Linked DNA regions of Homo sapiens: region 1 is linked to region 2. The links are chromatin loops, found by intact Hi-C in ENCODE. Cell type or tissue: OCI-LY7. All regions are shown on one strand.

The links. Hi-C counts contacts between places; a loop is a spot of excess contacts. Peaks named below come from ENCODE experiments on the same cell type or tissue, not always from the same donor. Only the 100,000 strongest peaks of a DNase experiment are listed, where the experiment ranks them.
Region 1: it touches region 2 in a loop (5-fold over the local background); 2 of 110 quality-filtered maps call a loop at or near these places.

The regions. Positions count from the first base shown.
Region 1 is chr20:19,072,506-19,075,005 of GRCh38, reverse strand. No RefSeq gene overlaps it. Among named protein-coding and RNA genes, the nearest start is that of SLC24A3, 140 kb to the left of the region's middle. In OCI-LY7, CTCF peaks have their summits at 1,045 and 1,252 (motif pointing left); no DNase peak of the experiment used is centred here; H3K27ac peaks cover 200 bases.
Region 2 is chr20:18,412,036-18,414,535 of GRCh38, reverse strand. It overlaps DZANK1 (double zinc ribbon and ankyrin repeat domains 1), which reads left to right. Exons shown (of 21, transcript NM_001367614.1): 12 at 24-188; 13 at 1,683-1,890. Among named protein-coding and RNA genes, the nearest start is that of LINC00851, 34 kb to the right of the region's middle. RefSeq lists a silencer at 985-1,034 and an enhancer at 1,905-1,954. In OCI-LY7, a CTCF peak has its summit at 1,143 (motif pointing left); DNase peaks (open chromatin) are centred at 1,175, 1,835 and 2,125; H3K4me3 peaks cover 1,382 bases; H3K27ac peaks cover 1,843 bases.

The DNA.
Region 1 (2,500 bases), 660 kb before region 2:
TTTCCACATCTCTCTCACTTCCTCTAAAAATATGAAGTGATTTCCAATGGAGGAACACATTTCTGACTGTAGAAATAAACTTAAGGTTTTTCTCAAATATTCCCATTGCCCTGCACCCTACACAGACCACAACCAAGTAGTCTAACTCCACGCTCTTAACCAACAAACATTCCGCTTCTCCCAGGATCTAGGCAATGGCCAGCACTTGGTGACTGAGCAACGAATGGTTGGAAATAAGCAGTTTTCAATGTCGTGCATTGCTTGGACATTTTTCTAAAATATCTAGGATATAATTCCAAAGTAATGTAGCAAGTTGTTCATGCCAGTAATTCCATGGGAAGTTTAAAGGGTCACCTTAGTTGTGAGGTCTCACATAAATAAGACTACAGGACTTTTAACCTTTTCTCTGACTCTTTGAAGCTCACTCTGAGAAGCCTCAGATCTCCACTTCCTCCTGACTCAAATGCCAACAAGCCCCCCACATCATGCAGGTGCTCCAGGAATCTCTGCCAGTTAGTCCCTGGTGGTAAACTTGGGCTCACTCCACTGCAGATAGAAATCCCTTCTGGAGAAGGAAAACAAAGATTCAGAATTTTCTTATTCATGATGGAACAACCATGCTTAGAGGTTAATAAACATAAAAGGATGAGAAAATTGAGAAGGAGATAAAGGCGTATGGCTATTTCTCAAAGCCCAAAGCTGTTCAATTAGCTACTCAACCACAATTGCCCAAGGACGAACAAACTGCCACAGTCTGAAGCTCTGGCTCATAATATGAAGTAGATTTTCCTCATCATCTCCATTATCTAAGGAAAATCCAATCATTTTATAATTAGATCAAGTTGAGGGTAGGGCAACCTACCCATGAGAAACCACCTATTCCATTTTCTTGGGAACCCCCTGGTGCATTCTTATGCTGCTAAAAGATGTTCATTACTGTAAAAGAAGACATTTTACAGCTCAAAAGGCAATGTTCCCCAGAGCACAGGCACCACAGTAATTTGACAGAGGTCTCACGCTGTCACAATTAGCATGACTGAGTGATTTTCCAATTTGCAGAATGCCTTGGGAAGAGAAAAAAAAAACCACCCCCAAGAACACCACTCAGAAATAATCACAAGGAGCCCTCTTCCCATCCCTGCCTCCCTTTTAGGTCTCAGCTCTCTAGAGCCTGGTCTCACACTCCCGGTGCCATCCCTCTGGGGATGTTACAGGCTCAGGAAAAGGGCCCCTTCTTCTGCCCTCTAGTGGTTGACAAAGATCAGCATAGAAGCCCCCCTTGGGTACAGCCCCAAGGGTTATGGGGTAGCTTACATCAAGTCACACAAGCCTCCTTTAGGCAAACATCCATTGCTGTATCCCAGTGTCTGGCATGGTGCCTGGGGCACAGCATGGTCTCAACATATATTTATTGAATTAAATTTAAATATCAACTATTTGATGCTTGCACAGGAACATCAGAGGAATGTAACAAACCATCGGTGCTTTCAAGGTGCTTAAAAACTATTACAAAAACCGCAATAGCTTTTGCACCAACCTAATATCTGGTGAGATGGGGGTAAACATGAGCATCTATCATTTTCCCAAGCCACATCATCCTGGTGGTACAATACAGGGCTGTGGACCTGGGTGATAAAACAGTCACTGACTTCCTTCACCAGCAAATTACTGAAATGTACCTCTATTTTTCCCCTTCTGCTTTCCAAAAGTAGCCGTATCCAGCCTTTTGTGGGGGCAACAGCTGCCTCCCCTCTCCCACCACTCACGATGCAGCCCCAGGTCACTAGGTGTCCAGACCCCAGCCTCGGCTGTGCTGAAGCCCCTGTCTTCGTGGCTTGGTCACTTCAGGAGGGCAAGGTCCACAGCCCTAGATTTTCCCATCTGGGGCATCTCCCCTTCCCTGTCCCACATCTCATGGCCAGATCACAGTCCCAGGCTGCCTGGGGATTCGGAGCCTTAAAAAGCCCCTAATCAAAGGGCCACTTCTCTCACTTGACTGCATATTTTGGTCCAGTCCAATTCCCGCTTGCTCTCTAAAGATATGATAGGCAGCCCCCCTTTTTTTAGACTGGAAAACAAATCGGCATCACTCTTAAAATCTACCTCTGCCAACCCCTGCCAGGGCCTTGGGTCTAAGCTTGAACACTTCAAAATCCCTTCAGCAGGAAAATGTCCACCCATGGCTAAAAATTAAATATTACTAAATGGCTTTTATTTAAAATCCTACATGCAATTGTTTCAGGGATCAGCTCAAAGAAAGATGCCTCCTCTATAGTTTTCTTTTCATCTTCTTCTGATCCTAAGAAAGCAGCCACGTCCTCAGCAACTTGTCCTCATATGCTGTTTTCAAAGGGGAAGAGTCAGGCAGAACCTTTATGCTCACAGAGTTATCTCTTATTAGGGCAGAAGAGTCTTCCCCAGGGTCCTCCAGAAGGCTTCCCTTTACATCCCTGCGTCCAGGATGGTTTATATGCGCCCCCCCAGGCCCTGCCAGTAGCAT
Region 2 (2,500 bases):
TCAAGATATTTTCTATCCTCTAGCTCGGCATTCCTGCTGGCTGTTCTGTTTGCCCTAAATGTGGGGCCAGCAATCACCTGTCTGCCCGATTCTGTGGCTCCTGTGGTATTTGTGTGAAGTCCCTAGTGAAACTTAGCTTGGACAGAAGCCTGGCTCTAGCTGCTGAGGAACCTCGCCCTTTTTCTGAGGTGAGGCCTCCCCTGTAGTAAGAACTGGTACCCAGGAAGAGGCTGTAACTCTGAATGTGTGTGCTCCACCCTGTGAATCAACCCGGGGAAGAGACCCAAAACTTTTAGAACTTTCACATGGAATTTCAACTAGGTGTGTAAATAAATGCAGTCAATTTAGATTTTAATTGCATTTGCAAGGCCGTAGACATAATGCCACTTTAGTGGCTTTAAAATACATGAGACAGAATGCACTTCTCTTGAATTTCTTATGTAGCATTCTGAGAACTTTTCCTTCCCCTTTTTTATATTTTAGAAAGCTTAGGGTATATAAGATTGCTTTTGTAATTTATAACAGCTGGGCATAGTTTGAGGACAAATCTCACCAGGTTATTTTCAGAAGTACTTAAGCTCTAACAACTGGCTTTGTGTTAGATTTTTATAATTTTATACATTTCTCTAAGCTGGATAAAGACTTTCCATGTTTCTTCTTATCTCTTTATTATAAGAAGTTAAAGATTGATCATTATTAGAGGATACACTCAGCACTTTGTATGCAGTTTTAGGGAGTTCATGACCTTTTTTTTTTGAGACAGAGTCTCGCTGTGTTGCTCAGGCTGGAGTGCAATGGTGCAATTTTGGCTCACTGCAACCTCTGCCTCCCAGGTTCAAGCAATTCTTCTGCCTCAGTCTCCTGAGTAGCTAGGATTACAGGCCCGTGCCACCATGCCCGGCTAATTTTTGTATTTTTAGTAGAGATGGGGTTTCACCATGTTGGTCGGGCTGATCTCGAACTCCTTACCTCGTGATCCACCCACCGTGGCCTCCCAAAGTGCTGAGATTACAGGCATGAGCCACCATGCCCAGCCGTTCATGGCTTTCTTAACCCAGTTTGAAAGATTTAAATCCTAAACTGCCACTAGCCCTTATTCCTTTGTGCAAATGAAACAAAGGTGTTCTTTTCTCAAGACACTTGACTGCCATCTATTGGAAATTGCTTGTAATATACTGGTTTCTCTACTAGAAAAATTACCCTAATACATATGCAAATATATGATGTTCACCATATGAATGGTACTACTTTGAATGCAGTGACGTTGTGCAACGCACAACCTTTCATGGTAGTCCTCTCAGGTCCCCAGGTTTAGATGCAGGAAAGTATGTTAGAGAAAATGTTGGTGACCAGTGGCTGAGTGTGGATTAGTAGTGAAGTCTATGCTCTATTGGATTACAGAGCTGAAAAGGATAGATATCTTCCAGGCATCAAGCAGGCCGGCAAACACCCCTTGATTTGCTGACTTTTAGATAATAAATGGCTAATCCTGGATCAGGCTGGAAGTTGCTGAGAAAGACAGGAGCAAGGAAGATGAGGCAAAGGCTGGAAAACCCTATTAGTTCCAAGTACACTTTTCTTGAGATACTTTTTATTCTGATTAGAGTTGTTTTCTATAAGTAAAATGCAAGATTGATTAAATTATATTCTAATTTTAAAAATGTCTTCTGCCTCACGCATGGCCCCGATGTGCCTGGCAGTCCCTGAATATTCCTTTGCCCAGATCTGATGTTGGGACTAAGAGGGACATAGGAACACAGACTGTTGGCCTCTTCTACCCATCTGGCAAGCTGCTAGCAAAAAAGGAACAGGAACTAGCCTCTCAAAAGCAGAGGCAGGAGAAAATGAGTGACCATAAACCCCTCCTGACAGCCATCAGCCCAGGAAGAGGTAAGGGGGAGGATGCCCTTTCTTCTGGTCGGGAGGGAATTCACTCTTTCTGTGAAAGAACATTTCATTTTCTCTTCCTTTTAGATTTATTTGTATGTGTAAGAAGTAAGTTTCTTTCTTTTCCTCTTTTTCAAGTAATTTTCTTTGTATTGGAAAAAGAAGCTCTTCCTGTAAGCTCCTTCTTAAACTTTCAGTATTCTGATGTTTTAGCTCATAGCCCTGTAGTCTAGTTCCTCAGTCACATGGCGCATGTGGGTTTCTTTTGTCGTGACGGCATGTTGTTAGTGCACAGTGCTATTGCTATCTGCCATTATCCCTTTTTTTAATTGTAAAATTTAAATAACATAAAATTCACCATTTTGACTATTTTTAAGTCTATAATTTGGGCCAGTTGTGGTGACTCATGCCTGCAATCCCAGCACTTTGGGAGGCCAAGGCTGGAGGATCTCTTGAGTCTAGTCTGGCCAACAAAGTGAGACCCTGTCTCTACAATTTTTTTTTTAAAGCAGTCATTTGTGGTGGTGCATGCCTGTGGTCCCAGCTACATGCTTCAAATTTCATTTTGAAATTTAATCTCTATTGTGGTGGTATTAAGTGGCGGGACGTTTTG